Regions from separate parts of the Homo sapiens genome. Here all the other regions are linked to region 1. Evidence: chromatin loops called from intact Hi-C (ENCODE). Cell type or tissue: PC-3. All regions are shown on one strand.

The links. A loop is a pair of places that touch in the nucleus more often than their neighbours do. Peaks named below come from ENCODE experiments on the same cell type or tissue, not always from the same donor. Only the 100,000 strongest peaks of a DNase experiment are listed, where the experiment ranks them.
Region 2: it touches region 1 in a loop (8-fold over the local background); 5 of 110 quality-filtered maps call a loop at or near these places.
Region 3: a loop joins it to region 1, with 7 times the contacts of the local background. A loop is called at or near these places in 43 of 110 quality-filtered maps.

What each region holds. Positions count from the first base shown.
Region 1 is chrX:37,741,372-37,749,371 of GRCh38, reverse strand. No RefSeq gene overlaps it. Among named protein-coding and RNA genes, the nearest start is that of CYBB, 35 kb to the left of the region's middle. RefSeq lists an enhancer at 3,692-3,741. In PC-3, a CTCF peak has its summit at 3,822 (motif pointing left); DNase peaks (open chromatin) are centred at 2,501 and 3,811; H3K27ac peaks cover 509 bases.
Region 2 is chrX:37,568,168-37,576,167 of GRCh38, reverse strand. It overlaps LANCL3 (LanC like family member 3), which reads right to left and starts at 4,507. Exons shown (of 5, transcript NM_001170331.2): 1 at 3,725-4,507. The coding sequence starts at 4,297. In PC-3, a CTCF peak has its summit at 3,680 (motif pointing left); no DNase peak of the experiment used is centred here; H3K4me3 peaks cover 1,146 bases; H3K27ac peaks cover 758 bases.
Region 3 is chrX:38,162,726-38,170,725 of GRCh38, reverse strand. It overlaps SRPX (sushi repeat containing protein X-linked), which reads left to right. Exons shown (of 10, transcript NM_006307.5): 5 at 5,831-5,957. Among named protein-coding and RNA genes, the nearest start is that of SRPX, 54 kb to the left of the region's middle. In PC-3, a CTCF peak has its summit at 4,045 (motif pointing right); no DNase peak of the experiment used is centred here.

The sequences.
Region 1 (8,000 bases):
TCATATGTACATAAAGAGACGGCATATGCTTTTTCTCTCTCAGGTGTGGTCCCTGGTCCATGGGCCTTGGTCCATGGTCTTCTAGTTTCCAGTGTTGCTGAAACAAGTTTGATTCTTGCTACTTTATGGGTTACCTGTGTTTTGATTTGTTTTGTTTTGCTTTAATATTTCCCTTCTGGAGGCTGTTGCAAATTTACTTGAACCTCCATGTTCTGAAATTTTGTAACAATATGTCTAGACATAAGAAATTATTTTCAAGGTGATGGCTACTCTGTGGACTCTATCCATATGATGACTTGTATTATTTGGCTCAGATAAAGTATCTTATAATTTCTGGCACTTTTCTCTCATGTGCTATTTCTATACTCTCTTTCTGAAACTTCCATCCGTTGGATGACAGACTTGACTCTTTTCATTCCTATGTTTCACTCTTCCCCTTCTTCATGCCTCTAGTTTCTCTGGAATTCTTCAGGGTAGGTAGGAATCTTCCTGAGCGTTGTCCCCTTCCTCGCATATGTCTAAGTTTGATTTATTTCAGCCTAGTTCATGATTTACCACTTCTCTATCAAAAAATTAAATGGTACCAGCTCCTCTTTGTAGCTCTGGTAGAATTTGGCTGTGAATCCAACTGGTCCTGGGCCTTTTTTGGTTGGTAGGCTATTAATTACTGCCTCAATTCCAGAACTTGTTATTGGTCTATTCAAGGATTTGACTTCTTCCTGGTTTAGTCTTGGGAGGGTGTATGTGTCTAGGAAATTATCCATTTCTTCTAGATTTTCTAGCTTATTTGTGTAGAGGTGTTTATACTATTCTCCGATGGTAGTTTGTATTTCTGTGGGGTCAGTGGTGATATCTTCTTTATCATTTTTTATTGTGTCTATTTGATTCTTCTTTCTTTTCTTCTTTATTAGTCTGGCTAGTGGTCTATCTATTTTGTTAATCTTTGCAAAAAACCAGCTCCTGGATTCATTGATTTTTTTGAAGGGTTTTTCATTCTATCTCCTTCAGTTCTGTTCTGATCTTAGTTATTTCTTGCCTTCTGCTAGCTTTTGAATTTGTTTGCTCTTGTTTCTCTAGTTCTTTTTTTTCTTTTCTTGTTTGTTTTTTTTTTTTTACTGAGTTTTGCTCTTATTGCCCAGGCTGGAGTGCAATGGCGCGATCTTGGCTCACCGCAACCTCCGCCTACAGGTTCAAGCAATTCTTCTGCCTCAGTCTCCTGAGTAGCTGGGATTACAGGCATGCGCCACCACGCCCGGCTAATTTTGTATTTTCAGTACAGACGGGGTTTCTCCATGTTGGTCAGGCTGGTCTCAAACTCCTGACCTCAGGTGATCTGCCGGCCTTGGCCTCCCAAAGTGCTGGGATTACAGGTGTGAGTCACCATGCCCAGCCCCTCTGGTTCTTTTAATTGTGATGTTAGGGTGTTGATTTTAGATCTCTCCTGCTTTCTCCTATGGGCATTTAGTGCTATAAATTCTGGAAAAATAAAAAAGGGGAACTTTCCTTTCGGTAAAGTTGAGATTTGGGTTAGCAGCAGTTTACATTTTTTTTTTTTTTTTGAGGCAGGTTCTCACTCTGTTGCACAGGCTGGAATGCAGTGGCGTGATTTCGGTTCACTGCAACCTGTCTCCAGGGTTCAAGCGATTCTTGTGCCTCAGCCTCCCACGTAGCTGGGACTACAGGCGCATGCCACCATGCCCAGCTAATTTTTGTGCTCTTTTTTTTTTGTTTTTTTTAGTAGAGACGGGGTTTCACCATGTTGCCCAGGCTGGTCTTGAACTCCTGAGCTCAAGTGATCCACCCACCTTGGCCTCCCAAAGTGCTGGGATTACAGGCATGAGCCACCACACCTGGCCAGTTTACAAACATTTTTGACCACAGCCACAGTAAGAACACATTTTATATTGTGACTCGGTGTACTCATAACTGTGTAGAATGGAAACAAAAATTCTCCCAAAGGTTACTTGACTCAACATGAGGAGTGCTGTAGGATATCTCATTTGTATTTGATTCTTGTATATTTCCTTTTTAAAAATGTTTGGTTGAGATTCACTAAATTTATATGAGGATCCATTAATAGTTTGTAACCCACAGGTGGAAGACTTCTGGAACATAAGTTACAAAAGATATAGCAACACTAGGCTAGTAGGGCCCTTCCAGAACAAGCCTTCCACAGTTTCCATGGCTACCCATTTTTCAGGTCAATGAAATTAGTGATGCAGTCAACCAAAACTATCATGGCAATCTGCCCCTCTCTTTCTTCTTCATCAGACCTGGGAATGCACCACATAATGAAAGCAACAGGAATGTGACATCTCTCGACAGTGCTCTCACAGAGAAACCAGGCCAGTTTTTGCAAGAATGGTTTGTTCATATACCTCACCCAGGCTGCAGAAGACCTGACCCCTTCCCTCACCTCAACAGCCACTCAGATGAGAATTTATTTCTTTATGGGTCCTTTGAGGAGTTGCCCTCCCCCAGGGTGTGGAGAATTACTGATGACTCAGAGACGCCAAACACCAGCTCTGAATCAGGGGACATGCCACCTCTAAGCCTCCCTTCGGGTTTCCCCACATGCCACAAGTCCACCAGGCTCCTGCAGCCCTGCTGGCGGTGTGAGGTCCCTCGCCTTAAGCCCAGCTACCCTTTGCCACTGGGCTGATTGCCTACCTGGGTACTATAGGGCCTCTTTCCCATAATGCTGGAGATGGGACCCTGAACTAAAGGACCACAGCCTTTCCAGAGCAGCAGATCGGCTGCCAAATCTGATCTGCAGAGCTATGAGTGGGGGGTGGCAAAGGGAAATTGTGGGTGTGGGTGGACATGGGGGTGATGGCGTTGCTCCACTTTTAGCAGCTGAAGGGAGAACATGTGGTGGCTTGGAGTACCTCAAAAGAGTGGGAGGTTAAGAGTAAGGTTTTGAAAGTCAGATGGTTTCAACTCAATGTTGGTTCTTCCCCTTATTGTCTGTGTGACTTTGCCGTTGACCAATTTTTTAACCTAGTCTGTGGTCTCCACTTGTGTAACTTCTACTTTTCATCTTGTTTTGAAGAATACATGTGATAATGCATATGAATCATGAATTGCCTCACATATAGCATGGGCTCATTAATAGTAGCTGCTATTATTAATGCATTGTTGTTATCATACTGGAGAAGAGAAAAAGGTGGAAAGACTTAGCCAGTGGCCCCTGGAATGCAGCTAAATGCAGGATGTAATGCCTGGGAACTGCACATATAGTGTACCCTATTACAGAAACTTGCCCTTCCTGGTTTGGCAGAGTGTGTCATGCTTGCCTGTTAGGAGGAGAAGCTTCTTGAGTAGCTGTGCTCAGAAGGACTCTGAAGCCATGGCAAGTCCCAGTGTGGTAACAGAGCCTCACACTGAGCATCTCGGCCTGTCATGGGTTTGGAGTGGTGAACATGGGCAGGCCAGCTGAGTATCTGTCTTCCCTTCCCCTTTAGGACTTAATATTTTGTGATTTAGTCATAATTTTTCAGGCTTTTCAAGATGGCTTGTTTTAAATGCATTATTTCTCATTGGGACTTTCAGGGGGTGATACGTAAGCCTCACCTACATTCCTGAAAGGCCACATTCTACAAGGCACATATTTGAGGAGGCTGTTAGGTGCATAATAGAGATGGGTCTAGCATTGGAGGGGAACAGAAGTGGTGGGAAAGAAACAACAAGTCACAGAATAAGAAATATAAAAGGGAGAAAATTAGAACACATGCAGCGTAAAACAGCAAGCTAAAACTCCTGCTGGGCCCTGATGCTAAGGCAGGGTCAATATTCTGTACCTCGATGAGCAAGCACTGCCACCTGCTGGCCAAGGGGAATGTGACTGCCAAGGGATTCCTTTGGAAATGGCATACATGCATACATCATTTTGTTGTGCTTTGAACATAATTGCATTTTTTTTTTTTTTTTTTTACAAATTGAAGGTTTGTGGCAGCTCTATCTCAATCAAGTCTATCGGCACCATTTTTCCAACAGCATGTGCTCACTTTGTGTCTCTGCTACATTTTGGTAATTCTCTGAAATGTTTTAAAGAAATGAAAAATTTCAAACTTTTTCACTATTATTGTATTTGTTATGATGATCTGTGATCAGTGATCTTTGATGTTACTATCGGAATTCTTCCACAAACCACACCCATATAAGACAGCAAATTTAATGGATAAACGTGTGTGCGTTCTGACTGTTCCACAAACTGACAGTTCCCCCATCTGTCTCCCACTCCTCAGCCCTTCCTATCCCTGAGACACAGCAATATTAAATTAGGCCAACTAATAACCCTACAGTGGCCTCTAAGTTTTCAAGTGAAAGGAAGAGTTACACATGTACACTTTCAACCAAAAGCTAGAAATGATTAAGTTTAGTGAAGAAGGCATGTTGAAAGCTGAGAGAGGCAAAAAACCAGACCTCTTGTGCCAAACAGCCAAGTTTTGAATGCAAAGGAAAAGTTCTTGAAGGAAATTAAAAGTGCCACTCCAGTCAACATAGAAATGACAAAAAGGAAAACAGCTTTATTTCTGATATGGAGAAAGTTTTAATAGTCGAGATAGAAGATCAAACCAGCCACAACATTCCCTTAAGCCAAAGCCTAATCCAGAGCAAGGCCCTAGCTCTTCAATTCTGTGAAGGATAAGAGAGGTGAGGAAGCTGCAGAAACAAAGTTGGAAGCTAGCAGAGGTTGGTTCATGAGGTTTAAAGAAAGAAGCTGTTTCCATAACATAAAAATGCAAGGTGAAGCAGCAAGTGCAGGTGGAGAAGCTGCAAAAAGTCACCCAGAAGATTCAGCTAAGATCATTGAAGAAGGTGGCTACACTAAACAACATATTTTCAATGTAGACAAACAGCCTTGTATTGGAAGAAGATGCATCTAGGACTTTCATAGCCAAAGAGGAGAAGACAATGCCTGGCTTCGAAACTTCAAAAGACACTGACTGTCTTGCTAGGGGCTAATGCTGCTGGTAACTTTAAACTGAAGACAATGCTCATTTACCATTCCAAAACTCCTAGGGCCAATATGAATTATGCCAAATGTACTCTGCCTGTGCTCTTGAAATGAAGCACATTTCTAGATGAAAGCACATCTGTGTACAACATGGTTTACTGAATAAGCCCACATAAACCTACTGTAGAGAAAAAAAATCCTTTCAAAATATTACTGCTCATTGACATTGCACCTGGTCAACCAAGAACTCTGATGGAAATGTGCATGGTGATGAATGTTGTTTTCATGTCTGCTAACATAGCATCCTTTCTGCAGCCCATGGATCAAAGAGTTGTTTAAACTTTCAAGTGTTATTATGTAAGAAATACATTTTGTAAGGCTGTAGCTGCCATACACAGTGATTAGTCTGATGGATTTAGGTAAAGGAAATTGAAAACCTTCTGAAAAAAGTTACCATTTAAGATGACATTAAGAACATTCATGATTCATGGGAGAAAGTCAGAAATATCAACATTAACAGGAATTTGGAATAAGTTAATTCTAACCCTCAGGGATAGCTTTGAAGGATACAAAACTTCAATGGAGGAAGCAACTGCAGATGTGGTAGAAATAGCAAGAGAGCTAGAATTAGAAGTGGAGTATAAAGAAGTGACTGAATTGCTGCAATTTCATTTTTTTGTTTTTAATTTTTGTAAGTATATAATAGGTGTATACATTCATGGGTCACATAAGATATTCTGATACAGGCATGCAATGCATAATAATCACATCCAGGTAAATGGGGTATTCATCACCTCAAGCATTTATCCTTTGTGTTACAAACAAATTACACTCTTCATTATTTTAAAATGTACAACTAAATTATTTTTGACTATAGTCACTTTGTGGTGCTGGCAAATACTAGGTCTTACTCATTCTTTCTAACTATGTTTTTGTACCACTTAACAATCCCCACTTCTTCCTGACCACACCCTCTCTGCCTCCAACCAATACCCTTCTCATCTTCTGGTAACCATCATTCTACTCTCCATATCCATGAGTTTAGTTGTTTTAATTTTTAGCTTTCACAAATAAGGAAGAACATGCAAAGTTTGTCTTTCTGTGGTTGGCTTATTTCACTTAACATAATGATCTCCAGTTCCACACATGTTGTTGCAAATGAGAGGATCTCATCCCTTTTTATGCCTGGATAGTACTCCAGTGCGTATATGTACCACATTTTCTTTCTTTTCTTTAAGCTGAAAGCAATGATCATTTACCATTCCAAACTCCTAGGGCCCATAAGAATTATGCCAAATCTACTCTGCCTGTGCTCCAGAAATGAAACAACAAAGCCTAGATGACAGCACATCTGCTTAGAGCATGATTTACTGAATATTTTAAGCCCACTTAAACCTACTGTAAAGAAAACTAGGTTCTCCATATTGGTTGTACCAATTTACATTCCCACCAACTGCATATGAGACTTCCCTTGTCTCCACATTCTTGCCAGCATTTGTTATTGCCTGTCTTTTGGTTAAAAGCTATTTTAGGCAGGGCATGGTGGCTCATGCCTGTAATCCCAGCACTTTGGGAGGCCGAGGCGGGCGGATCACGAGGTCAGGAGATAAAGACCATCCTGGCTAACACGGTGAAACCCCATCTCTACTAAAAATACAAAAAATTAGCCGGGAGTGGTGGCGGGCGCCTGTAGTCCCAGCTACTTGGGAGGCTGAGGCAGGAGAATGGCGTGAACCCGGGAGGCGGAGCTTGCAGTGAGCCTAGATCGGGTCACTGCACTCCAGCCTGGGCAACAGAGTGAGACTCTGTCTCAAAAAAAAAAAAAAATGCTATTTTAACTGGGGTGAGATAATATCTCATTGTAGTTTTAATTTGCATTTCTCTGATGATCAATGATGTTGAGCACCTTTTCATATGTCTGCTTGCAATTTGTATGTCTTATCTTTTGCCAAATGTTTATTAAGATCCTTTGCCCTTTTTAAAATCAGATTATAAAATTTTTTTCCTAAAGAGTTGTTTGAGCTCCTTATATATTCTGGTTACTAATCTCTTGTCAGATGGGTAGATTGTAAATATTTTCTTCCATTTTGTGGGTTGTCTCTTTACTTTGTTGATCGTTTCCTTTGCTGTGCAGAAGCTTTTTAACTTGATGAGATCCAATTTGTCCATATTTGCTTTGGTTGCCTGTGCTTGTCGGGTGTTTTTCAAGAAATCTTTGCCCACTCTAGTGTCCTGAAGAGTTTCCCCAATGTTTTCTTTTAGTAGCTTCATAGTTTGAGGTATTAGATTTAAGACTTTTATCCATTTTGATTTGATTTTTATACATAGTGAGAGATGGGAGTCTAGTTTCATTCTTCTGCACATGGATGTAGAATCATCCCAGCACCATTTATTGAAGAGGCTGTCTTTTCCTGTGTATGTTCTTGGCACCTTTGTCAAAAATGAGTTCACTGTGGGTGTGTGGATTTGTTTCTGGATTCTCTATTCTGTTCCACTGATCCATGTGTCTGTTTTTACGCCACTACTGTGCCCTTTGGGTTACTATATCTCTGCAGTGTAATTCAAAGTTAGGTGATGAGATTCCTCCGGTTTTATTTTTCCTTAGGATAGCTTTGGCTATTCTGGGTCTTTTTGTGTTCCATATAAATTTTGGACTGTTTTTTCTATTTATTTGAAGAATGTCATTGGTATTGTGATAGGGATTACATTAAATGTGTAGATTTCTTTGGGTAGTGTGGACATTTTAACAATATTGATTCTTCCAATCCATAAACATGGAATGTCTTTCCATTTTTTGCATCTTCTTCAATTTCTTGCATCAATGTTTTATAATTTTCTTTATAGAGATCATTCACTTTTTTGCTATATTCCTATGTATTTTATTTTATTTGTAGCTATTGTAAATGAGATTATTTCTTTTTCAGATTGTTCACTGTTGGCATATAGAAATACTACTGAGTTTTGTATGTTGATTTTGTGTTCTGCAACTTTACAGAATTTGTTTATTGGTTCTAATAGTTTTTTTGGTGGAGTCTTTAAG
Region 2 (8,000 bases), 170 kb after region 1:
AAGAACCTAGAAAAGGGTAAACTAAGGAAGAAACAAATTAGATAAACCCAGGGGAAATGTCCACACATAAATATAGATCTGCTAAGGTACTGTACGCTAGCTTATATGGACCACAATTCTAGCCATACACTCCCTAGTAGCCAACACAAAGTGAGAAATAGAATCAGTTACATGACATATTTTGACGATTTTAAAAATTCAATCAATTGCCAGGAGTCACACAACTATTACTGTCTCTACAATCTGAGAGCAATTCCTCTTGTGGGTCTTTAGAGTGAAAGGTAGAATATAGTAATCAGCATTCTAAACTATAGACCTTTTAAATAAACATATCAAGCTTCATAGAATGGCGTCTCATAGTATGCCTTAATAGAGGTGGCAGGTATAATGCCAAAACCTATGCAGCACAGTATTGCCTTGCTATTCAAAGCATGCTCTACCGCAACATCAGGATCACCCAGGAACTTGCAGCTCTACAAGATCTGCAGGTGATTCCTAAGCACATTAAAGTTTAAGAAGCACTGCTTTATTGGTTGAGCTTAAGCCATGAAAAATAATTGGAAGAAACTATAATTCATTCATTCATTCATTTAACAAATATTTACTGAAACTTTGGCAGTAGGAAAGGATTTCTTTAAACATGACACCAAAACTACCACCGTAAAGGAAAATATTGATAAATGGGACACCACTAAAATTGAGTGATATTTGCAAACACACACAAAGCTGGGCATCTAAAAATGTGTCAGGCAGTCTTGGCAATGAACATCAATGAAACCAAAAATGTCTACCCTTATGGAGCTTACATTCTAATCAGCGAAGACATAAATAAACAATTTAAGTAAAACAAATCACGAAAGGGGGATAAGTTGAGGGTGGGGTTGCAATTTTAAATAGGGTAGTCAGGAAAAGCCTCATTGAGGAAGTAAAGACCTATACAAGGCCAGGCACAGTGGCTCATGACTGTCATCCCAGGACTTTAGGAGACTGAGGCGGGCAGATCACTTGAGCCCAGGAGTTCCAGAACAGCATAGGCAACGTGGTGAAACTCTGTCTCTACAAAAAGTACAAAAAATTAGCTGGGTGTGGTGGCACATGCCTGTGGTGTCACCTACTTGGGAGGCTGAGGTAGGAGGATCGCCTGAGCCCAGGAGGTCGAGGCTACAGTGAGCCATGGTTGCACCACTGCACTCCAGCCTGGGTGACAGAGTGAGACTCTGTCTCAAAAAAAAATTATATATATATATATATACATACACACACACACACACACACACACCTATACAAGGTCAGAGATCTAGCTATAAATATCTAGAGGGAGTGTTCCAAGTAGAAAGAACTGTAAGAACAAACAGCCTGAGACAGGAAAGTAACTAAAACAGGAAGATGGCCAGTGTGGTTGAAGAAGAATGAGCAAGGAGTAGAGTAGGAGTGTAGGAGGCTAGATCATGTGGGGCCTTCTCGGCTATTTTTAAGAATCATAACTTTGTGAGATGACAAGCCACTGGAGAAAAAGTAATAGGGAGCCACTGCAGTATGTTGAGCAGGGAAATAACATGATGAAAAATGTCTTTTGAAATATTTGTTTCTTAGAGGTAGATGGAACGGCTTGAGTGGGAGATTCTAGCTCAAAGTATATTGCACTAATCCCAATATATGGTGATTCATTCATTCAACTATTTATTAGGTGGCAAAGATGTGCCCAGTAATGTGGGGAGGATCTAAATTAGAGCGATAACTGAGGGAATTGCCAGAGGAATGTGAATATAAATGACATCGGAGGGGAAGAAACCCAGGACATACTGAGAGATTATTTATAGAGAAATGACACAAATTCGCAATTCAATCTAATCAAGGTCTATGGATCACCTACTGAGGACAAAGTCCTGTGCTGGCTAGGATTTGCGGGGAGGGGATGGGGTATAAAACTTCTACTTTCCCCTCAAAGGGCTTCCAGCCTGGCATGCTTAGCCCCTGCCCTACACCTTTCAAGCCAGAAAGTCTTGAATTGACACAGCTGCAGCTGGCACTGGAACTAACTGGTTTGCTCAGGCTCAGGTTAAGACCTGTTTTTGTTGGTGGTGGTGGTGGGTTTTTTTTTTTTTTTTTTTTTGCTATCCTTGAAGCTTGTTCCATCTCCTGGGAGCAGGGGCCAAAGCACCTCAACTCGATTAGTAAAAAAAAAAAAAGACCTGGTTTGGCAGGAGGGCAGAAGAGAGGTCTTAATAGATGTCTTGTGTGGATCAGTGTTGCAGAATGGCCTGAACCACCAGTTTTTGGGCAGAGTCCTTCTGGTCTGCTTCCACCTGTGTGATCTAGTGGTCACACACTCTTCCCATTCCATTCTGGAAAAAAGGCCTCAAGGCATGGAAAGGGGAAGAGGCAAGATTAAGGAAAACAATTGGAAAAAAAAATTTGAAAATTGCCTGCTGCCAGACTACAAGGTGAGGGGAGCAGATGCAAATGCAATGCAAATGATATGTAAATATCTCTGTGGCCTTCTAAAAGGTTTTCTACAACTGGAAGGGCATTTGAAAAACTGCTGGCAGTTAACAGTGACTCAGAAGCAGAGCAAACTATTTCAAGACAACTTTGTGACATAAACCTTTGCTGCCCAGCTAACACAGTGCACATTCTTTAGTAATCTTTTTTCTCACTTGAATCAACCTCACCTGCTATTAAAAAAAAACCCTGTCTGCCTCTGTAGAGGTGATCTAAGTTAATTACTCTTTTAAAACACTCTATATACCTTTAATTTTTCTTCAAACGCCTTTCTCACCTAAATAAAGCCAAGTTAAATGTGTCACTTCCTCCCTAGAACAGTAGTTGGCTCCAGGGGATTATGAATGAAAGTGCCTCTCTCTCCGTTCTAGTCACTATGATCCTTCAGAGTTTTGTTCTTTTTCCTACTCCACAGGAACTGGCATATTCTCTTCTAATAACCACATGCTGATTTCAAAGTGAGTCCAGGAAAAAATATGTATGTGAAAACCAATTCACTTTTAGGAGCCACTGTAAAGTTATTCATCAAGAAAAGCTGCCCTGTCAAGAAAGCTGTGGTCTTGCCCATCCTAAGCAAATATTTTTAAGTGAAATAATGCACATTCAACCACAATGGGGTACATTTCCGGGTACGTTTCCGTCTACATTTATGTATTTTTAAAGGGGACACTCCTATCAGATATGCATTTAATAAGAGCCATGGGTTGAACTGAATAGTAAGCAAAACAGTAAACACATCAGACCCACAGCTGAGCAGTTATTCTTGGTTACAGACCCAGGGCTCCAGAAGCAACTTACCTCCACATCGGCCCCGAAAAGTTCCATTACTTTCTAGCACTCTAACATTCGAGGATGCCTCAGCTTTTGACAGCAGAGTCAAAGGAAAGGAAATCCCTTCCATTTCTGAGGTTTTCATCTTACTTGAAAGGGCCACACTGTCATCCCCCAGAAAGCTAACAGGCATCTGGAGTGATGCCACGTAAAAACACGAACAAAGCGCAGAGACGCCGAATCTCAACAAATGAGAGACTGAAAACGACAGGAAAGAAGAGGGACAAAAGCAGGAGATAGACCTCAAGGGACTGAAGAAATGCTAGCACCACACCAAGAGTAACAAAGACTTGGAGAGCAACTCGGGACAGTGCTGCCCGAGCCACGGAGTCCGGGGAAAGGAGGCCGGGCAGGCGGCGAGCGCCCTCCCGCGGCCCGGGCTACCTCTTACCTCCTGGGCGAGTTTCTGCTTGAGCACCAGCGCGGCACACAGGTAACCCGCGCGGCCCACGAACAGCTCGTCGGAGCCGCACTCCAGGAAGGAGACCGGCGCGCAGACGGCACACAGAGCCCGGAACTTGCCCAGCGGCTGCACGTAGTCGGACCGGCCCAGGGCGTGGTATACGAGCGTGGCCACGGCGTACACGCCCGCGCCCCCGAGCAGGAAGGCGGCGCGGGTGTCGGCGTCCGGTTCGCCCCACTCCTCAGCGCGGGCGCACGCGTCGATGAGGCGCTTAGCCGAGCGCAGGTAGCGTTCCCGGGCCGTGGCGAAAAGCGGGCTCTGCGAGACGTGGTAGAGCATATACGCCACTCCGGCCACGCCGCCATAAAGCCCCCCCTGGCAGGCGCTAGCCCCCGCCGTCGCCCCTCGGGCCTCCGCGCCGCCCCCGAGTGGGGGAAGCTCCTGGAGGATGCGCTCGATGGTGGCGGTGACCAAGGGCGCCACCGCCTCCTCACACTGGCCCGCCAGCAGGCTGCCCTGGTAGTCATCGAAGCGATTGGCGAAGCAGCGCTTGGTGTCCATGCTGTTGCCCGTGCCCCCTAGTGCGGAGCTGAGGACCGCTTGAAGTCGTGCCCTGCAGCCCCGCACACCACCTCCGGCTCTCTGAGGCACTCGGATGCCGGTGTATGCGGCGGGGAAGGAGCGAGAAGGATGAGACGGGAGGTGACAAGAGGAGGCGGGCAAGGAGCGGATGGCCAAGTGGGGCGCCGGGCTGCCGCGAGGCTCCCGAGTGGCCCGGGCGATCGCGGGGGATGCGTGTCCTGCGCCCCCCCTCAGAGGCCGCGCCCTCGCTGAACCCGCCCCCTCCTGCGCCGCCGCAGCTTGGCTGCCTCTTCAAGGGGCCGAGGTGATCTCTGGCAGGACCCACGCGGGGCCCGCGCCACTCCTCCCGCTCCGCCCCCGACTCCTCCCCTACTGGCAGAAGGCCGAGGACGTGCGGGACACTGATCTGGAACGCTGGGACTCAGCATACACACACCTGGCGGTAGAGGTGATGGTCTCCAGTCCCTTGTATACTCAAAGTGTGGTCCTTGGGTTAGAAGCATCAGCATCACCCGGGGGCATGTTAAAAACGCAGCATCTCAGGCTTCACTCCAGACCTATTGACTCCAAATCTGAATATTCAGCAAGATTGCCAGGTGATTCGCATGCACATTAAAGTTTGAGGCGCCACTGAACTAGGCTAGAGTAGCAAGACAAAACTGGGCGCCTTCTTTGAAGTTTGTATTTCATCTTGGTCGCTTCGGAGTTCTCATTATGAATGTTTCAATCCCAAAGGCTGGGGCATTTGAGCACATCATGTTTAATGCATTAAAACGGTGAAATACCCCATACAGGAACTTTTTTCCCAGCTTTGATTTTTGTATTGTTTTCTTCGAGTATACAGGAGTAAAAAGTCAAAGAACCACACCAGGTTAAGGCAAGGAAGGGGCACGCCCCTCCTGCCATGCGTGCATAGTAAAAGCTCAATACATATCTTGAGGTCATTAACTAGTTAATATTAGGATAAACGCTCTGTGAGAATTTAATTAGGCTTTTTATCTCCCCCTTCCCTCCCTTCTTTTCCCATGTTTGTCCTCTTCTGCTTTTTTCCCAAGGGCGTTGTGGAGGGTCTCCTATGTGTCCTGAAACCTGGAAATAGAGGGATGAATAAGATAGACATGGTCCTAGACCCCTTGTAGCTTACAATTCAGTAGGAAAAAACAGAAAATGAACAATTACACAAGCTAGTTGCCTTTCTTGTGCTCAGCTGTTTGAAATAATTCTGCCTTTCCCAAAGTGTTGACTCTTGAAGACTAAAGAGGTCACGTCTCCCAGGAGTATTTGACTTTTGATAGGGACTGTGCAAGACATAAAGGAGTAAGTGGCTCATAGAACAGTTTCTGATACTTTGTGGGGAGAGTAACTACTCCACTTACTTGAAAGGCCAGTTTGGAGGCATTTTTTTTTCCTCAGAAGTGTTAAATGTCACCATGATTGGGAAGCAGATATTAAATACCCTGCCCCTCCACCCTTACTTGATGTAGTCTGGGAAAGAACCTTAGTTTGCCAACATGATTGCCAGGACTGACACATCCACATAGTTCAAGGACAGTATGGCCATCGTCCCCCTTTGATGCTGCCAAAACAGGTTTATTTTTAATAATAATAATAATGATAAAAGTCCACTTTTAGGCAGGGAGCTTGATATGTTAAAGGAGGAAAAGGCATCAAAGAAGCAACAGGAATGTTGAGTTTCTCCTTGAGACTTCCTTCCTCATCCCTCAACCATAACAGACATTAGAGGTGATTTTTGTCCCCTCAGACAAGGAAACATAAAATAAAGCCTTTACCAGCAGAAATGAAGCCTTATTCCACTTCATTCCTCCACACCTCACTCACCCTTGTCATGAATCTAGAGGCAACTCTATTAATTCTGACTCTGATTATTCTTCGAAACACTCCAGCCTAGAGGTAGCGCCAGCAACAACAACAGGGATCTGCTAACTGGCTTCAAAATAGAACTGTGTGTAAACACGTCTCCAAGAAAACGAGCTCTTCCACTTTTTCCCAGTTGTGTCATCTGTCTATTGCCCCAAAATGCTGTATGAAAAGCAATCACAAAATCTAATAGCATATGGCAGTAAATTTAATGTTTATGCATCTAGGATCTTGGCTGGGCTCATTCAGGTGTCTGGAGGTGGGTTGGGTCTTGCTTGGGGAGACTGAGGTGACTGGCCTCTGGCCCATATGTCTCTTCTCTTTTAGCTGGCCAACCCCAGCATGCTTGCACGGCAATGGCAGAGGGGCTAAAGCAAAAGCAGAGACATGCAAGACTTCTGAGGGTCTAGTCTCAGGAGCACACACTCTTTTCTGCCTTAGTCTATTGGCAAATCACATGAGGAAATATAAGGTGTTTTTGTTGAACTTCAAATTTGCATGACAAAGGGTATGGATACAGGGTAGGGTGAAGCGTTAGGGTTCTTTGAAACCCCACCTCTAATTGTCCTATACTTAATTTGCATGCAGTGTTATTTATTTTAATATCACTACTCCACTAGAATATACTCTCCATGAGGGTAGGGCTTTTTCTTGCATTTATTTACTGATATGCAAGATCCTAGAATAGTCTCTATTCTACCACTACTACTGCTACTGCTATTGCTACTACTACCACTACTCCCTGTAGTAGATATTTACTGAAAGTTTATGAAATAATGAATGAATTACCATGAGAGTGCCATGAGAGACTTAAGGTACCCTAAAGTATAGAACACAGAGTGAGGCCTTTTTTGAAACCTTAGCCTGACATGTCTAAACTCCTCCTATATTCTTGGACCCTTTTCCTCTTGTGAGCACAAGAATGTAAACATTCTGCAGTTTTTGCTCTTGTCTGTTTCTCTACAAGATATGGTGACCTCTATACTTTACCTTGAATTCGGGGTCTTCACACATTCTACTTTTGCTAATTAACCCTGTGTGGCAGCTTATATTTTTCAAATATGGCCACAACAATATCTCCTATGCCACATGTTCCTCTGCAATCAATGTGACCTTGACATTCCTCTCATCAGGAGGGAGGTACATGCAACCTCTTCTGAATTCTGGGTGGGCTTATATCTCATTTGTAACCAATAGAATGTGATGGAAATAACACCGTATGGCATCCAAGGCTTAATTATAAAAAGTAATGCAGCTTCCATCTTAAATGTTGCAGCACTCACATTTGGAGCCTTGGGCTGCCTTGTAAGAATCTGACTACCCTGAAGCTGCCTTATCGAGAGGAAGCCCAGACAACATGAAGAGGTCACCTGGAAGTGCTTGGATTGACAGCCCGAGGACAGCATCAACTGACAGCTATGTGAGTGAACCACTTTGGAAATATCCACCCCAGTCAAGCCTTCAGATTACCATCATCCCAGACCCTTCCAGAATTCCTGACCCAAAAAATTACAAACAAAAATATAGTTGTTATAAGCCTCGAAGTTTTAGGATAATGTGTTATGGAGCAAGGTAACTGGAATGTCCTGCTAGCTTCCCATAATCCAATGCTCTGGAAGTCCCCTCTAATCAATAGTCTACACTCAACAGGGCAATGAGCAGTTAGGAAGATAAATATTTTAGAGAAGTCTGGAAGACAGAGAAGTATGCAGGCACCCAAAACGTTGTGTTCTGAAATAACAATTCCAGTTGGATTCTTTAAAAGTAGTGATGACCCCACAAGAAATATGCAGTCTATACAAAA
Region 3 (8,000 bases), 420 kb before region 1:
GTTCTCAAAAACCAACAGCATGTCTTAAGCTGGACCAGATGCGCCTGGAACCTTCCCAGAGGAAGAGAGAATGAACCCCAAATTCAGGAGATTCATATTACAGTTTGTCAGAACAAGGTTCAGGCATATTTGGGAGAAGGAGGATTGTACATGCAATTAGTTAGGGATGACAAAAAGGGGTACAGCGATCCACAAGAGAGCCTAGAGCTCCCAGGAAAAAAGAGAGAAATGGGCAAAGCAAGCAGGCAATTCTTTCTTTGATTTTCGCGACAGACAAGCTGAGGTTTGTCCCCAGTGAATTTTACTCCAGGGGTATTATTTACTTTTTTGGCTTTAAATGTATTAAAATAGTTTAATAAATTTGTTTTTGTGTTGACAGGGGTAGGGGGTCCTTGAGCGTAACTCAGAACTTCAACCTATTTTAGGAGGTGACACATAGTGGCTAAGTAGTTCCCAGATTTCCACACAACCTTCAACAGTCTTGGCCAGAGCTGTACTGAGTGGTGAGAAAGTTGTCCCAGTTCTCTTCTAGACTGTGAGGGAAGAGAGAAGACTGGGCTTACTTTGGACTCTGAGGTGGTCAGTTCTGTGGTCTGGCTAATTTGAAGGTGCCACAAGTTAAAATTAATTCTCTTACACAGACCATACTCTGGCAATGAGCTGAAATTCATAGTTATTTCAGAAACAGATATAGATAAAAATAAGTCAATGTAGGAGGAAAAAAAATACTGCAAATTGCAGGAGGGTAAAAAGTCTTTGAAGAGCCACAACCTCCATTGATCTGGAAGAAAATAAACCTTAGAATGTAACCACTATTGTTTTCGGGGGATATTTTTCTTTCTTTCCATTTTTAGTTATTTTTGGTTATGTTGGCATTTAGATAGAACAATGAACAGTTGGAATCACAACAAGTCCTCATGTAAAGACCAGATTTTGAGTAGACACATGATCTCTCCTTTAGACCAACACTTCTTCCTAGGCCAAAACAGGAAGAAAACAAATTAAAGATACTTTAAAAACCACGGACAATGAAAAACCAGCAAAGGTCTTTTGACATTCAGAGAGTATCCATTTAATTACTTTAACAAAAGACAATGTACAAACTTTCCTTTTTGCCCTGTGGAACGGATTGTAATAAAGTGACCAGACAACACATTTAAGTTCTAATTATCTATCAAGGAAAAAATATTTTTAAATAAATATATTTTATTTTTTGCTCACTTATTTTTTGTTTTCTACAGAGTAGAATAGGTGGAGATTTATTAACACAAATGAAATTCTGGAATAAAACATTTTGGAGATGTAATATATGGAAATTGATGGCATACGTTTCTTGTGTCCCAGCTGTCTCACAGCTGGTTTACCCAATGACCCATAGGAATGGGATCATTGCATTATTGCTGGGCTGCATTGCATTATTCAGTTGATGCAAACATCAGTAGGGCTAAGAATGAATGTATCCATGCATTGTTGCAAATGATGTTAAATTGTGCTAAATTCTTCCTGGGTTGACAAATACACATTCTTTTGCAAACTTTCAGAGGCTAGTTTCAGTTAAAACAACTTGATTGACTGAGATACTGATTCACTTTTTCCCTTACATGATTTGTTAGTACAAACAGAACAGGTCAACTTTTAGTGGCTCTCTCTAATATAAATGTATCACCAATGAATTTTTATTTGGGCTTCTTTCTTGTGAAGATGTTGACTTTTAGAGATGAGGTCTCATTATGTTGCCCAGGCTGGCCTCTTGCTATGTCGTCCAGGCTGGTCTTGAACTCCCAGGCTTAAGTGATCCTCCCACATCAGCCTCCTGAGTAGCTGGGGCTACAGGCATGAGCCACCACACCCGGCTATGATCATGACTTTTAAATGTGGATTTCATTGCCTCCCTTCTTGCCTCTTTTGTCTGTTTTGGAAAGTTCTCTGGATTTTTGTATGGTGCCAAACAGAGGAAACCACTTCCCAGAGCCATCCACAGAGATTACGCTCTGGCTGGGGGAAGCAAACAACTGGATGAGTTTTCAATGGCCAGGTTTGTTCTGCATTTGGCAGTCACTCACTTCCTATGCCCCCTTGAAAAGAACTCTTCCTTTCTCTATCACCAAACTCAAACTATTTTATATTTGCATCAGTGATCTGTTGCTGCACAATAGACCACACAAAACTTAGTGGCTCCAAACAACTATGTTATTGCTCAAAGATTCTATGGGTTGGAAAGTTGGGCAGAGCTCTGTGGGGACAGCTCATCTCTGCTGTATGTGGTAATGGTTGAGGTGACCAAGTGGAGCTGGAGGATTCAAGATGGCTTCACTCACAGGTCTGGTACCTCAGTTGGGAAAAGTTGTACTGACTGGGGTCTGGCTGAGTCTCTTTCTCTCTCTCTCTCTCATTTATAATTTCTCATCCTGATTACATGGCCTCTCCAGTCAATTGGACTTCTTTAGATGGCAGCTGGCTTTTAACATAGTGAAAGCAGAAGGCACCAGATTCTTTGAGGGCCTAGGTCTGGAACTGGCACAGGGTCACTTCCCTTGCATTTTATTGTTATCTGTTGGGCAAGACTTTGTCCTTTTGAGCTTCTTCCTTATTTCCACTACCTACCGGGTTAGATGTGTCAAGGATTTCCAAGTAAATAGTTCAGCTTCAGCTGGGTGCTGGTGGCTCACACCTGTAATCCCAGCACTTTGGGAGGCTAAGACAGGCAGATTTCTTGAGCCCAGGAGTTCGAGACCAGCCTGGGCAACATGGCAAAATCCTGTCTCTACAAAAATAAATAAATAAATGAATAAATAAAATCAGCTAGGCATGGTGGTGCATGCCTGTAGTCCCAGCTACTTGGGAGGCTGAGGTGGGAGGATCACATGAGTCTGGGAAGTCAAGGCTGCAGTGAGCCGATATTGTGCCACTGCACTCCAGCCTGGGTGACAGAGTGAGAGCCTGTCTCGAAAAAAAAGTTCAGCTTCTTAGATAAATAGTAGTTGATACAATGCAATATATTTGTATCTCATATTTTATATGCACAGAGATAACTAGAGCACAGAGAAGGGAGACAGTTTGTCAGATGTCTCCAATGAATGTGGCAGAGAGCAAAGGCCAGAATTTTCACTGAAGGTTTCAAGATTTTTATATAATTGCAGGCATCCTAATTCAACAGGGGATAGTAATTATGTTTCTATAGTAACTTTGTTCCTTTCATTCATGGAAATGTATAACTTATAAAATGCTATCGGGGCCAAGTCTGGGTAATAACAGGCTTAGGTCTCTGGAGCATCAGCTGAAGGGCAGACCAGCTTGTCTCACCAGCCGAGAGAGAAGGCAGCTGCTTGAGGATGTGTCAGGATCAAGTCCTGCAGAGGCTCTTCAAGGGTTCATGGGGAAGCTATGACAGACCATCACAAAACAGTATGTGTGCAAAGGTTGGCGGAAAACACTAGGTCAGCAGCAGGCAGATACACAAAAGGGTTTGGTTTATTAAAATAGCTTTAAAATATGTAATGGCATTTAAAAATCCCAGACCACAAAGAAATTCCAAAAGAGAGGAAATGCTTCTTCCCAGTCTATAAATGAGGATGCTAATAACACTGCTTAGTCTAATGGGTGGTTGTGCAAATTCAGTAAAATAATATAGGGAGGGTACTTAGCATGGGGTGGGCATGTAGGAAGGAGTCCTCCAATATTAGTTATTATTTGTAATGATTTATTTCTTCTTGTTTCTTCTTTGGAAGAGCACTGTTTCTGAAAAGCTAGGCCAGTTCAGCTGATCATTGTTAGCTAGAGATAAGCTGGCTTTGGGAAACTCTGAGACTCTTCACCCAGATAACCTATCTTGGAGCCTGTGTGCTTACACTGTTAGTACATCTTGATACAGAAAACAAACAACAATGTATCATCCAGACATTTAGTTTACCTGACAGAGACTAAGTTGCTTTTCACTCTGACCATGCTGCACCAAGAAAATATGGTAACACAATGTAATTTTACATTGAAATCTGTATGCTAATAAATATACTTTCTATAATGTAATTGCCAGCTATATTTGACCAGCAGGGGGCAGTCATTATATACTTGTCTTTCTGTGAAATGTTCATCTGAATTATAAAAGTTTGTCTTCTATCACCTATCATAGTAAAAAATTAAATGTTTTTAAAAACGTAACAGCTGAGTATAGACATCTTGAATGCATTTAAAGCATCTTCCATTTCATCATAGTATTTGTATACTTTATTTTATCAATTCTGAGAAGCGTATTATTTCTACCTTTTAATATCCCTGAAATAGGGATGCATTTCACAATTAGGAGTGACTTAGATTCAACAAAATATGGTGGTTATTCAATTTAGGATTGGTGCATTAAGGCTGTTAAGTTCACACTCCACTGAAGCACGACATAGAATGAAAATGAATTTGGATAGCTGAAGGCAAAATTGTTTAATAAGTTATTCGTAACTTCTTACCCTGAATAAAATGAGAAATTATTAGACAAGACACAGGAGAAAGTATATAAAGAATTTTACTTGGTGCATTTAGTCTCTCAAAGACATCTGTCATTCAGAATCAAAAGGACATTTAACTTTCATTAAGGCAGTAATAGCACTTAATACTTATCAGTTGATATGTAAAGTAACATGAAGCTGAATGTCCTTAATTTGCTATGCCTTCTTTAAATACATTCTCTACCTGTTCAGAAATATTAAGTAGAATTTGCAGAAATGTGAACTTCCTCTTGTGATTTCACTTCAGCTATAAGATGAAATACAACCCAGTGTAGAGTTGACATCTCATTTACTTTGAGCCCTCATTAACCACCCATCCTTGTTATCACTATCGAGGCAGAACTCCTATTACCAGGTAGAGAAACTACTTGAAGAAATTTGGGAGGCTTTTGGAGGTCCAGAGCCACAGTAAAACTGCTGTCCCAGAACATAAAACCATAAGTGTAGTTCAGTAGCAGTTCAAGGGGAGAGTGGACCCAGACAGACCATTGCCTATTTTAAGATATTAAGCAATATGTTGATAATAGATAGCAGGAAGAGAGAGAGCTTGTTCCAGTGGCAAGTGCTCCGACTTAGATTGTAATTCACAGTGCCATTATCTACATGTGTGGTCTTAAATAAATCATTTAAGTTCTTTGAGCCTCAGTTTGCACATCTGTAAAATGAGAGAGTTGGGCGGCTCCTCTACACCTCCATAGCATTCACTTTTACCTTGCCTGGGGCAATTGCCATTTTCTACCTCATGTTATATTTCATGTGTGATAATGTAATCCCTCCAATACATGGCAAATTCTCTGAAATGTCAGGAGCACATGATTCTCTTGCCTTTGTGCACCCCCAACCCCAGCAGTTGGAATGAAGCCTTGGATAAGATTGGTACTCATGAAAAATTTGTTGCCTTGAATTGAATCTGACTAGATGATAGCTAGAATGCCTTTCTGTAATATTCCATGATGCTGTGTTCAAAGCAGGAAGTACTCACTAAAGCCAAATGACTTCTAGTTTCAGCTGGGTAACTGCCATGTGGCCTTCGGTAGGCAGAGTTTGGAAGCATGGGGAGGAAAGGCTGTAACTAATGAATTACCCACAGGACACCTTGCAAGGCCAGTTGATTGCAGGTTTAGCCCTGCAAATGTGAGTATTTAAACAATCTTCAAAACTTAGCAGGAGAGTAAAAGCATTATGAAGGGAGAAAAGGGGAATATATAGGGTGAACAAACTCTTTGAAAATGGAGAATACCCAGAGGCTTTGGTATTTTAAACTGTGGGTGTTGAACCCCAGTTTGACTAGATATTTCTTGATGATGATGAGAATGTTTTGGTTATATTTTCAGATATGGAACCTCCTAGAATCAAGTGCCCAAGTGTGAAGGAACGCATTGCAGAACCCAACAAACTGACAGTCCGGGTGTCCTGGGAGACACCCGAAGGAAGAGACACAGCAGATGGAATTCTTACTGAGTAAGTGAAACTTGGCAGATAAAATGATGCTGTCTCTTTTATGTGAGATGTTTACTACCCAGAGTAGGGGAGTGTATATATGCTGGTCTATTTATGCTTTCAGATGTGGTCCCCCTGGTCACTACCTAACATACTATATATGTCACCTATGTATTTGTTGATTGCCTGTCTCTATTATAATATGTTCACTGCTATGTCCTTAATGCCCAGAACTGTGCCTGGCACATAGTTAGCACTCAGTAAATCCTTACTGAAGGAAAAAGGAGAAATAAGGGGTGGTGAATGATGTGATTATTATGCATTGCATGCCTGTATCAAAACATCTTGGCTGGGTGCGGTGGCTCATGCCTGTAATCCCAGCACTTTGTGAGGACGAGGCAGGCGGATCACTTGAGGTCAGAAGTTTGAGACCAGCCTGGCTAACATGGTGAAACCCCATCTCTACTAAAAATACAAAAATTAGCCAGGCATGGTGGCACACACCTGTAATCCCAGCTACTCAGGAGGCTGAGGCATGAGAATCGCTTGAACCTGTGAGGCTGAGGTTGCAGTGAGCCAAGATTGCACCACCGTGCTCCAGCCTGGGTGACAGAGTGAGACGCCATCTCAAAAAAATTAAAAAAAAAAATCTCATGTACCCCATAAATATATATACCTACCATATACTCACAAAAATTAAAAATAAAAAAAATGTAAAAGAAGGGGTGGTGAGAAGAAGGGAAGGAGGAACAGAAGGGGAAAGAGGAAGCCAGTTGGTTAATTTAAGAATAGAGCCACCCCCATTGCCTGCCCAGGCAGACCCTACTCATGCCCCCAGGCCATTACCTGCACTGGGAAGCCATCTGTGTCTCCCAGGTGGTGCCAAAGGCTGCCGCTCTTGTGCTCTGTGAGTACAGTTTAGTGCAAAACTTTTTCACCCCTTGTTTTTTGGCTGTATTTATCTCTTTCAAAGCTTTTTAATTTATTTTTAAAACTCCCGATCATATCAAACACTTACAGATGCTTATTTAAAAAAAGAGAAGGTATCTTCTGCTTTCTTCCCCACCTCTACCCCATTCTCCTGGACCAATTTCATTCATAGTTTGACATGTATCTGAGTTGCTTTTTGTTGGTGTGTTTGTTTTACCAATCACAATGAGAAGCACTGTTAAGAAGCTTTTAAAAATGGGTGGATCCCTTTGTGAGGGTTAGCTATGTGTTGTTCTAATCTAGCATTTGGGCCTGTACCCCTGCAACTGTTTGGTTGGCCTTCATATTCCCTGGAGACCACTACTTCATGTTAGCACATTCATATCTGTGCCTTAAAGTTTATGGGCATATTAGAGTTCCCCACTGAGTTTTCATCTGTAGATGAAAGGATACCTCTAACTTATCTCCTGGTGATCCATAAAGCAGGAAAAGACTTTCTAGAATCCTATCAACCCAGGCTGTGCATGACAAAACATTTTTACACAATGATTAGCAATAACAGTACAGTTTCTAGTGAGAGGAGACAGGACATTTTGTTCCTACATTCCAATAATCTTCCCCCAGTGCCTCATCTAGCTTAAGTAGTATTACTAGTTATGCTCTCCCATTGTAACTTCTCAAAGATAAAGTTTGACCATTAAAAAATTATTTGCTGTCACATACACATCCCACAAATTCCTTTGGAGAAAATGTAGGCAATCAGAATTGAAAAGTAAGTTGATGTTATCAGGGATTGGGTTTTATTTACCTTTGACTCTTCAGGGTCTAGCACAATGTCTGGCCCAGCCCCAGCACGTAGTAGGTTTTTAGATTTTTGCAGCTCTGACTGCTGTTGAAAAAACCTGTGTGATAAACACAAAACATCAAGCCATCAGATGACTCTATTTGTCTACAAGCTTTGTGAGAATATTCACCTTGTTCTTTTTATGGGTAACTTGCGTAATATGGTTAGGAGTGTTACATTTTATTTGATTTTTTTATTTTTTGAGACAGATTCTCACTCTGTTGCCCAGGCTGGAGTGCAGTGGCACGATCTTGGCTCACAGCAACCTCCGCCTCCCAGGTTCAAGTGAT